3 separate regions of the Homo sapiens genome follow, and regions 2 and 3 are each linked to region 1. Evidence: chromatin contacts called from ENCODE Hi-C or POLR2A ChIA-PET data. All regions are on one chromosome and are shown on one strand. Each heading gives the region's core, a stretch centred on a gene start or an enhancer-like site at or near the end of the contact. The rest is flanking DNA. Distances are from core to core; before and after follow the strand shown. Region 1 holds the start of NBEAL1 (neurobeachin like 1). Region 2 holds the start of ICOS (inducible T cell costimulator). Region 3 has its middle 63 kb from the start of CTLA4.

Region 1 (3,745 bases), core at 912-3,411:
TGAAAATCCCTGAGGCTGGAGTGTGCTTTGTGCCTTTGAAAAGCAGCAAAGAAGTCATGTCTCAAGTAAGGTAAGAAAGGCCAGAATAGTTAGAGAAGTCAGAGAGGAAAATGTTGGAGGAAAATGAAGTAGGTCCTTGCAGGCCTTTTAAAGTGGAATGGGAAGCCATTGGAGGCTTTTTAGCAGAGAAGTGACATCTTACTTCCATGTTAAAAGATCTCTGTGTTTGCTATGTTGAGAATAATCCACGGATTTGGGGTAGAGTCACGGGCAGAGTCAGGGAAACAAGTTGGAAGGCTATTACAATAAACTAGAAAGTATTTTGTATAACTTAAACCATTTTAAAGACAGTAGCCACGGCTAGGTGCAATGGCTGACGCCTGGAGTCCCAGCACTTCAGAAGGCCGAGGCAGGAGGCTCCCTTGAGCCAAGGAGTTCGAGACCAGCCTGGGCGACATACGAAGCCCCTGCCTCTAATTTAAAAAAAAAAAAGGGAAAAGAAATAAAGATAGTGGTTACTACTACTATACCACCATCCATTTAAGGAAGAAAGTGTGGAGAGATGGTTAGGTATATTTTGGAGATATAGCTGAAAAGATTAGATTGGAAGTGAAGTACATGAGGAAGACAGCAAGCACACTTCCTAGGTTCTTGTACTGAGCAAGTACAAGAATAGAGTTGCTAAGTACTAAAATAGGGTATCCCAAAGGAAAAGCATATTTTCCCCCCAAAATTTTGACATATAAATTTCACATGCCTAATGGACAACCAAGGAGAAATGCTGAATGTAAAATGTAATTTCAGGATAAAAAATTGAAGGTGTAATTTGCAAGCAACTACTCTCAATTCTGCCATGGTAGAGTGAAAGCAGCTATAGGCAATACTAAAGGAATGGGCATGGTTGTGTTCCACTAAAATTTTAGGACACTGAAACTTGAATTTGAATTTCGTCTAATTTTCACATCTCAAAATATTGTTCTTTTGATTTTCGTTAAGCAAGTTGCAACCAGAATGGACTGCAAAGCCTATAACATTTATTGTCTGGCTCTTTTTATTTTATTTTTATTTTTTGAGACAGTGTCTCGCTCTGTCGCCCAGGCTGGAGTACAGTGGCGCCATCGGAGCTCACTGCAACCTTCACTCCCAGGTTCAAGCGATTCTCCCACCTTAGCTTCTAAGTAGCTGGAACTACAGGCGTGCACCACCACGCCAAGCTAATTAAAATTTCTTTTGCAGAGACAGGGTCTCATTCTGTTGCCCAGGCTGATCTCCTGGGTTCAAGGGATTCGCCCGCCTAGACCTCCCAAAATTCTGGAATTACAGGCGATAGCCACTGCGCCTCGTCTCTGGCTCTTCACAGGCAATTTGTGGATCCTTGTTACAAATGAAACAAGATGGGACATTAGTTGATCATTTTTGAAGTTGGGTGACGGTATACAGGGTTTCGTTATACTAGTTTACTTTAGAATATACTTGAAATCTTTCACAATAAAAAGTTGTGGAAATGTTTAACAAAGGTGAGTTATCTTACGCGTTTTTCTTTCCTTATACAAAAACCAAATCTCTCTGAAAGTTGTCTATAGTTAGTAAAGCCTTTTGCTTCTTTTCTGAAAAAGAAAAACCCTTTCGAAGTCTTTAGTGGTGGTAAAATAAGCCCTTTGGATATGACACTCGGTGACGACGAAAGCAGGCACAAAAGGAAAAGAGGAGTTTTTGGGGGGTGTCTGTGTGTGTTTTGTCTTTTTACATTACTCTAAATTCCCAGAACCAATCCCGGTTCTACAAATAAGTGAAACAAAATCCCCTTTAACACCGTAGGGTCTCACGCCCTCAGATGACTCACGGAAATGACGCCATCAGCGAAAAGCGGGGCGGGCGTAGACGTCAGCACGTCAGCCCTCCTCCATGTCCAGCTGAGGGAAGGCTCGTTTCAGTGCCGCGGCCGGCGCCCGCCAAGGGATGGGCAGCCAGAGCCTGTCGACTGCGGCTGCGCAGGTATGCTGGGGCGGGGCTTCAGGTCACCCCGCCCATCCCCAGCCTACGCGACCATTGAACAGCTGCCGCCCAACGGCTGGGTAAATCCTCAGCGGCCGAAATGATTAGCCCAGGGGGCAGCCCCGCCCCCTGCTCCTCCCGGCCTCTCGCCCCGCCCCCATGTCCCGCCCGCTCGTCTGCCTGGCTGCGGGGTGACACGGGGCTTCGCCTTGGGAAGGGGTCGAGGGAAGCAGTTAGACGGCTGCCGGGCGGCGGCTGCCGCGCGGCACACAATGTGAGCCCGGTGATGGGGAGCGGGCCGTTGGGAAGAGGGGGCGGCATGGCAAGAAATGGGAGGGCCCCGGTGCTTGGTGGTGGAGGGGCTGCAGAGTGAGGGGCGGCTTTGAGTGGGCTAGGCTGTCAGGGAGTGTTCCGATACTGTAGTGCAGGCTGGGATCGCGGTCGGGAGACGCCGAGTCCGCATTCCTCAGTTCTAGAGCTTCTCTTGGCAGCTCGGCACACCTTAAGTTTGCCTCTGTTTGGGTTGTCTTGGGATGTGAGGAGGAAATTAAAAGATTCCCCCAAACACTTGGATGCTTCTTTGGGAAGTTCCTCGCCGGTGTGTGCGTGCCCACTTCTCTTGGATGGAAAGGTGGAGAGGCCAGGTGGGCGGGTGGACTTCCACTCTCCGAGGATTGTTAGAACAAACGAACTGGGAATTCCTCCCCCGCCCCCACGCCCTGCCCTGCAACACAGCAAACAGTCCCAACTACTCCACCCCCACCCCACCCCAGACGGAGTCTTGCTCTGTCGCCCAGACTGGAGTGCAGTGGCGTGATCTGGGCTCACTGCAGCCTCTGCCTCCCGGGTTCAAGCAATTCTCCTGCCTCAGCCTCCTGAGTAGCTGGGATTACAGGTGCCCGCCACCACGCCCGGCTAATTTTTTGTATTTCTTTAGTAGAGACAGGGGTTCACTGTGTTGGCCAGGCTGGTCTCGAACTCCTGACCTCAGGTGATTCACGCACTTGGGCCTCCCAAAGTGCTGGGATTACAGGCGTGAGCCACCGCGCCTGGCCCCAACAACTTTGAAGAGGAGACCAGAACAAGAACATTCTAAGAGCTTTGATGTATTTGAAATGTCTGAGATGTGGGCCTTTTCCTTGTATCTGTACAAAAGGTATGAGTGGGAAGGGAGTCTTGCTCCTTATTCTCACTGGACGCATTCTTGGTTATGAACATGTACCCATCTCTAGGAGTCTGTCTGCCCTAGAGGATTCTATGGTGGACATACTGTGTTAGCTGTGATGTTTTCCTGAAACACAAGTTTCTATGAAATCTAATCAGTCCATGTGAAAGTATAGCGGGTTGTTTGTGGGAAGTGAAGAAGATACATCTTTAGTTTTTGATAAGTCTAGATTTTTTAGTATGGCCTCTTTTTCTAACCTGTGGATGTTTTTCTCTTTCACAGATTTATTTAATTGCCCAACTACCACTGATGAAGATATATTGGAGTGACTGCTGAAATTGCCTTTTTGTTTTTAACCAGAGGACAGTCCATTTGTTTCACTTCTTTTTGCTTTCTTTACTGCTATGAGCTTTACTGAACGGCTGAAAAACTTGGAAAATAAAATGGACATGCTGTAGTCTTGAACATAATTTTTTTAAGGAAAACTTAAAGTGCCAGAGTGAAAGCCAGAATGGCATCCAGAGAGAGGCTCTTTGAACTTTGGATGCTTTATTGTACAAAGGTAATTGCTTTCCTTTTTATTTT
Region 2 (3,745 bases), core at 494-2,993, 920 kb after region 1:
TTCTGCTTTGTATTTTTCTCTGTGCAACAGCCCTGAGCTCTAGAACTTATGACAGCTTTTCTCAAGTGAAGTTAAAGTTCCCCATACTCAGTTCCAGAGCTAGGCCTCACCTAGGTTGGAAGAAGTCAATTGTTCTCCACTGCCTGCCTGTGTGCTGGGAAAGGACTCTAGCACAGTGCCGGTGGGGCTGGAAGCCTTTCCTCATGATGCTACGGGGAGTACAGTGAAAAGGGAGGAGATTGGGGTAGCAAGGTCCCAGGGGTCCTGGCAGCCCAGGCTCTACTTCTCAGGCTAGCTCAGTCCCTCAAACAGCTTCCTTCACACCCACTGCTGAGACCCAGGAGCCCTACAGAAGGTAGCTAGGGGAAGCTTCAGCAGCTAGGGGGATCCCTGCAGGATCAGCCTCCTCCTTACCTTGCAGACCCCTTGGCTGTGGTCTGGCATTCCTAGTGGCTGGCCTAAAGCCCCAAACCTGGAATCTGTTTCAGAGCCTGGACCTTTTGGACTCACACCTTGGTTTCCCTGGCCAGCTGATTTCAGCTTCTCATCTAAATGTCATTTCTGCAGGCTAAGGGAAGTCCAGCCTGGATCTAGCATCTTGGAAGCGCGTTCAGACTTCTGGATGGAGGGATCAGCAGGCCTTGGTATTGGTGGTTCTACCTGCTTCGGTTAAGAGTGAGGACTCTGGAGCCAGACTCTCTAAATCATAGCACTGACACTTACTATATGACTTGGGCCAGGTTCGTTACCTGTCTGTGCCTCAGTTTTCCTCATCTGTAAAATGGGAGATTAGTGGTCACCATTGGGATGATTAAGAAGATTAAATGAGTTAATGTATGTATAAACTATAGTTATAATGTAAATATATATACAAACAGTAACCATTTACATGCATATAAAACATAATATAAATGTAATATTAGCTATATTCATATATAAAAATAGGTATATTTTATATATAAAATATATTACATTTAATTTTTTACATTTTGCATTAAGATATATTATTTCATATAAAACATTTAAGTACATATACATATAATTATCTATGTAATTATTATTGTTATTGTTGTTATTGTCTACTTTACCTCCCTGCAGGGATGGGGAGACCACGGCAGGCTTTTAAACATTCTTGGTCTCACTGAGCCGTAGGTGAGGAATCCCTGGTTCCTACAGACTCTGCTGTAATATGAGGAGCAGGGTTTAAGTTAGTTTAAAACTGACCCCATCATTTGAAACATTGCAATCTACAATGAATGCCACATAAATATCATTTCTCAGATTCCTATGATGCTCTTCTTTCAGATCTTTTCACTTCAATTTCTATAATAATTTTGTTTGTTTCTTGTCCTATTTCAAAGGCTTTCTTATCTCTGGAGCACCTAGCATAAGATAGAAATGTGTCAAAATATATGTTTTATTCATCATGTGAGTATTTTTAGGTCCTGTTAACCCCCATAACTATTGATTCAGAGAAGTAGGGTGGTTCTGAAAAATACAGGCATAATCTCTTTAACTTGTTTTATAGGAACCAGAATAAGGGTAATGTTTTCCTCTGTCTTCAAAATCATCAATAATCCATGCATTGTTTAACTCATGTCATAAGCAATAATGCCTTTCATATAGCCATTGGCATCAAAGAAGAAACACCCCCTTGATTTGATGGTAAGCGTGACACTACATAAACTCCCAGAAAACCCACTTCCTTTCCAGCAAATAGAAAACAACCGAGAGCCTGAATTCACTGTCAGCTTTGAACACTGAACGCGAGGACTGTTAACTGTTTCTGGCAAACATGAAGTCAGGCCTCTGGTATTTCTTTCTCTTCTGCTTGCGCATTAAAGTTTTAACAGGTAAGTGGTGTATTGAATATTTCTTATTAAGTTATAATTCAAGTAAACATTAAGAAAAAGCAAAGGTAGAAAAATTACGCACCCAAAAGACAGTGGTTTTGGTTTTTGAAAGTAGGAATAGTTTCAGGATATGGCCAAGGGCACCATGTCACTCATGTCACTGTGGATGGCATTGAGTTTGCATTGCTGCCTTTGATACTGTGTCTTGAGATGAAAAACATGTTTCATCAGACCATTAAATTTTTAAATTACCTGCTTGGAGTTACCTGTCAGTGGATAAACTAGCAGAGTGGCTTACTGTTCTTAGAGAAAGATGAAAGGCAAAATGACTTGTGTCAACAGAATGAAAATTAAATAGCTCTGGCATTTGGACTGGGAATTCTTTCTGTGGTAGAAAATAAAATGGGAAGTCTTTGAAAAGAAGGATTTTGATTTTAATCTTACCTGGATGATCTGTTATCTGAAATGTCCAGGGCACCATAGAGTTTTTATTGACACTAAGTATCAGAGTTCACCCTAAAAAGCCAAGGAGGAAAGGATAATGTAAAAATACTTCCTAGCCCCTGTAGACCTTACAAAAAAGATCATTCTGGAGTCCCTGATTCCTTCTCTTGAATGGCATATAGCAGACTCTATATGGACAATTTAAATAATGCTACATACAATGTAAGTTAATACACGTGTTTCTGCTGCTTTTTACTGTATATAATTTGTACTACTTTTGTTTTCTCTTTCACACTGAGCCCTATTCTTGAGGTTGAAAAAAGGAAAGTTAAGTAATATTAAATAACTTAAATAATCAAATAAACTAAAAGTGAAGGCAGAACTTTTAGTAGGTATGATCCTATCTAGGGATACATTTTTTCAGTGGCAAAAAAATAGACCTTACTGTTCTTACAAAAAATGAAAAAAAAATGAAATCAAATTGATCAAATGTTTCATCTTGTGCTGGCTCAAAGTGAGTTAAGTGCAGTTAAGAGGATTGAGGAATGTAGAATGAGCACAAGGACAGTTTTGGGCTACTTGCTGGTTTATGCCTTTTCTAGAATCTCATGAAGTCCTTTAGCGGCATGAATGACATGAGCAGCTTTGGAATTTATATTCATTCTTCATTCATCCATTTACTCATGTAGCATTGAGCACCTGCCTGGTAGCAGGTACTGTGCCAGATGGTGTATGTACAAGGATGAGCAAAACCAGGTCAACCCCTGTTCTTTGGAAGGTAACTGCATGGTAGAGAGAGATATATTAATCAAATAATCCCATTGATTAATGATAATTACAGGCAAAACTCAATTATATGAGGGAATGTAACAAGGAGCTTGACTAGACTGGGTGGGTGTGGAGGTGTAGCTGAGGAGCAGGGTTCATTGAAGTCTTTCCTGTGCAAGTGGCACTTGAGCGGAGATTTCAAGGACAAGGTAGCAATCAATGGGGAGAACGGTATGAAGGTAGGGAAGAACGTTCCATACCATGGAAGGAACAAGTGCAAAGAGCCTGTGGCAGGAAGGAATGAGGTAAGGTTAGGGAACTAGAAGAAAGCAGACAGATGTGCCTGAGCACAAAGAGGGAAGAGGCTGAGCTTGGTCCAAGATGACCAACTGGTCCAAGTTGGTCCAAGGTGAGGCTGGAAAGGAAAGTAGAGGCCAGACCATTCAGACCATATAGTCTATGTTCCAGATTTTGGATATTCTTCCAAGAACGTTGGTACCATTCGTGGAAGGGTTTGTTTGTATTGATAAAAATCATTCAACTAGGCCAAACCAATTTGGGCAGTTCTGGTTGTGGTATTATGCTCAGGAGAATTAAAGTAGCATCGGTGTCAATTCTGTGGAAGGTGAGATCCAGCCTTAGGTAGGATTGTTTTAAGTTTCCAGATTAAGCTGACGAAT
Region 3 (3,745 bases), core at 562-3,061, 790 kb after region 1:
CCCTGGTGATTCTGATGCAGGCAGTCTATGGTTCCAGTTGAAAAATATTGATATTGCCCAACTCACTGGTCTTAGATGAGATAATTGAGACACACAGAGGGGAAATGACTTGCTTGAGGCCACATGATAGAAGCAGAGGTATAGAGTGGGAATTTGCATTCAGGTCTCGTCACCTGCAGTCTCATGCTCTGTCCATTCCACCACAGCTCTTCTCACATAGTTGGATTAGAACAGCCCTGTGGTCACCACTCAGGAGTGCTCAGGAGAGTGGTGGACTTGTGTCAGGGAGCATTCAAACCACTATACACTTGCCAATGGCTCAGGCAACCCGAATTTCTGCTGCTTTTGCATATAAAAAGCATCTTGTGCAGAGCATCAGAATGTGAGTGATGCCACGTGGGAGCCGAGGAAGGCCAGTGAATGTGAGAATGTGCGTGTTTGAAAGTACTTGGAGATTTCAGAGAGTGGCAACCCAAGGACCCACAAATGACTCATTTCTTTTTAAACCAGAGCTACATAGTGTTAAGCATTCAAACATTTTCAGACATGTGGATCACTGACTTTAGTGTTCAGTTTCCTGCTGGCACCTAATACCATGAAATTACATTGCAGAGAATTCTAATTCATAGTCAGAACAGTTATAAATATATTTGGCTACAAAAAACAGAGACAATGAAAGGAATGAGACAGAGTGCTATGAACACTCTTCAAAGATAAAAGATTAGTCTTGAAACTATATCATAATTTTATAGAATGGGGAGTCTAGGCTGAGAAAACCTTATATGGTGGCATAAGAAAACATGGTGCATTGCGGGGACTGGGAGATACAGAGTTTAGTGTGGCTGGGTAAGGAGTGTGTTTGGTGTGGCTGTGTGTGTGTGTGTGTGTGTGTCTGTGTGTCTGTGTGTGTGTATGGGAGGCAGGGGAAGGGGAGATTAGGGATAGGGAGGAGCATGAACCCTGAGAGACAAGGTCAGGGTGGGAGGAAGATCCAGATCACTAAAGGCCTCAAATGCTATTTTATGGAGCTTGGACCTCATCTAATTGACATTGGGGAACCGCTAGAGGATTTCAAGCCATGCAGGTGGAATTGCAGTTTAGAAGGATCACTCAGTTTGGAGTATGGAGAAAAGCTAGAAAAGGGATGCAGGAACAGAGGCCACTAAAAAATGATAAGGGCCTGAACCAAGGTCTTGGTTAGAAGTTCTTCCCAAGCTTGAGGACAACCAGTTTCAGTTGCCACCACTGGGCAGGTCCCCAGAAGACACAATACTTGGGACCATTGTCCCCACTGCCTCTTTACTTCTTAGGAGACATCTGTGATCAGATTTGAGAATCAAATTTCAGAGAGGCAAGCTTGGACGATGGGTGTAAGTGTTGTAAGAAAAATTGGTAAGGAGACGAGAAGAAAAGATGAGAAAAAGGAGCAGGGAGAGGAAAAGAGACAAGAGAAAAGATATATGAATATCTAGAACTTAGAAGAATCATTAAGAGGTCATTCTTAGTTTGCAAAATGTTTCGTAACGATTGCTTTAAGAAAAACACCCAGAATTTTTAAGCTCTATATCTTCTCTAGTGATTAATTTCTAAATTCATTTTGAAGAGGTCATTATTAAATTAATTATCTCATAGCGATCTCATGTATAAATATCATGCCAAAGAGGTAAAAATTTATCGAGGCTCACACAGGAAGCTGATCAACATTCTGTGGTTTGACAATCTGCATTCTGAGCAGGAGCCAGGGTTTAACTTTACCACATCTCAGAGGAATTCAGATTTTCTGAGAAAGGGCTGAAAAATTTGCACTCCCTGGGGTGGCAGAGGAGGCTAGGGCTAGAAGCCAGGTTACCAAATCCCTGTGTGGAACACGTGGGCAGATGTGAAAAGTGGGAGGAATGTTCAGACCACATCGTCTCCTAGTGAAAGTACCAATGCAAGCTTGCAACCATAGCAACACAATAGCCCTATTAAAACACACACACAAAATCTGTCAATGAATTAAAAAACTCCACTTTTTGCTAGTAAGTAAAGCTTGGCGTTTATTTTTGTTTGCTCTTTATCCATTTGATTAGAAACCCGCTGTTAAAAGACTCCAATTCCTTGATAACCCTTTCTAGTACAGAGGCAAACATTTTAGGAATATAATTTGTACTTGAAGAGGATAATTCTCTTGTGACTCTAGAAGGGAGAAACATGAAGAAAATACGAACTAATAAGAAAGACCAGGTGTGGCAACTCATCCCTGTAATCTCAGCACATTGGGAAGCTGAGGCAGGAGGATCACTTGAACCCAGGAGTTTGAAACCAGACTGGGCAACATAGTGATACCCCATCTCAAAAAAGAAAAAAAAAGAAAGAAGGAGATGGCCTTAAGGTTTCTTGTCTTGGCACCAAAATGAAATCAGTGATGAGTGGGTGGAGGACTGGAGTTACTATGGGCAGTGCGTGGGGGAGATAAGAAGAAATTGCCCTAAAGATATGTCAGGTCTCTTTCTAAAGAGTAGGACTTGGACCAAGGAGAAGGAAGTGAGTCATGCAAGCACAGGGTCAGATCCTGTCTTCATTAAAAATGTGATATTTTGATAATGATTTTCTTGCATTCATTTTAATTCTTTAAAATATTACACGAAAATGTTATTTGATTAATTTTTTAGTGCTCCTTAAAATTTGTACCTGATACATCAACTCATGCTAGTTCCTGCCCTGCTAAAGGGAAACATTAATAAATGAGAAAAAATATTTATAGTTCATATTAAATATTGTTTGCATTCCGAACTCTACTTGGAAAGCAAAGCCATGTTCTCTAGGTCCACAGGTCCCAAGCTCTACCTCCCGTGGTTTCCCAAGGCCAGGGTGTGTGGAATTGAACATTTCACAATCTGGGGGAGACAACACAACTTTATGGTTTTTTCCTCTGGTTGCTTTGAAGATTTTCTCTTTATTTTAAGCAATTTGATAACATTATGCCTTCATGAAATTTTCTTCTTGTTTCCTAAGCTTGGTGTTGGTTGAGCTTCAAATCTGTGAGTTTATATCTTTAGACAAATTTACATCTAAAAAAATTAATTTAAAAATTTTTTCTGTCTTCACATTTTCCAACAGGAAAATAATATATAATTGGACTGCAATACTCCAATTATATGTGTATTGGACTGCTTAAAGGTGTCTGATGTTCTCTTCATTTTTCAGTGTGTTTTCTCCAGGAGTTTTATTATGCATGGTTCCTATGGCTATGCCGTCAAGTTCACTAATATTATTTTATTTGGTGTTGAATCCACTGTTTATCCTACCCAGTGTATTTTTTTCAGGTGTTGTAGTTTTCATTTCCAGAAGTTCTATTTGGGTCATTTAAATAGATCTCATGTCTCTTTTTAATGTGCTTAATCTTTCCTCCACCTTCTTGAACATATGGAATATAGTTACAATAACTACAATGACATGATCTCAGCTCACTGCACCCTTGACCTCCTGGGCTCAAGAGATCCTCCCACCTTAGCATCCTGAGTAGCTGGGACTATAGGAACATGCCACCACACCTGGCTAATTTTTGTATTTCTTGTAGAGCTGGGGTTTCACCATGTTGCCCAGGCTGGTCTGGAATGCCTGAGCTTAAGCTATCTGCCCACCTTGGTCTCCCAAAGTGCTAGGATTATAGGTGTGAGCCACTGAGCCTGACCATAACTACATGTCTTAATGTTTTTCTCTACTAATTCTAACATCTTTATCATTTCTGGGTCTGTTTCTA

Evidence for each region. Hi-C counts contacts between places; a loop is a spot of excess contacts on that map. ChIA-PET counts read pairs that join two places held with the same protein, here RNA polymerase II (POLR2A). Pooled maps may share reads with other maps.
Region 2: a map of CD4-positive, alpha-beta T cell shows a loop between it and region 1 (3-fold over the local background). The contact joins the promoter of ICOS here to the promoter of NBEAL1 in region 1. A Hi-C loop is called at or near these places in 1 of 168 maps with a recorded cell type or tissue (CD4-positive, alpha-beta T cell) and 5 of 50 pooled maps. POLR2A ChIA-PET finds 5 or more read pairs at or near these places in 1 of 52 experiments (activated T-cell).
Region 3: a pooled map shows a loop between it and region 1 (3-fold over the local background). The contact joins the enhancer-like site here to the promoter of NBEAL1 in region 1. A Hi-C loop is called at or near these places in 13 of 50 pooled maps. POLR2A ChIA-PET finds 5 or more read pairs at or near these places in 3 of 52 experiments (T-cell, activated CD8-positive, alpha-beta T cell and activated T-cell).

Annotation. Positions count from the first base shown.
Region 1 is chr2:203,012,714-203,016,458 of GRCh38, forward strand. NBEAL1 (neurobeachin like 1) reads left to right here and starts at 2,162. Exons shown (of 56, transcript NM_001378026.1): 1 at 2,162-2,269; 2 at 3,443-3,722. The coding sequence starts at 3,672. RefSeq lists an enhancer at 1,842-2,395 and a silencer at 2,034-2,263.
Region 2 is chr2:203,935,020-203,938,764 of GRCh38, forward strand. It overlaps ICOS (inducible T cell costimulator), which reads left to right and starts at 1,744. Exons shown (of 5, transcript NM_012092.4): 1 at 1,744-1,853. The coding sequence starts at 1,796. LOC101927840 (a long non-coding RNA gene) reads right to left here. Exons shown (of 4, transcript XR_427213.4): 2 at 2,298-2,369; 3 at 1,089-1,182.
Region 3 is chr2:203,802,485-203,806,229 of GRCh38, forward strand. No RefSeq gene overlaps it. Among named protein-coding and RNA genes, the nearest start is that of CTLA4, 63 kb to the right of the region's middle. Within about 2 kb of position 1,812, at least 6 of the 41 ENCODE cell types and tissues checked have a DNase peak (open chromatin) inside an H3K27ac peak, as active enhancers do.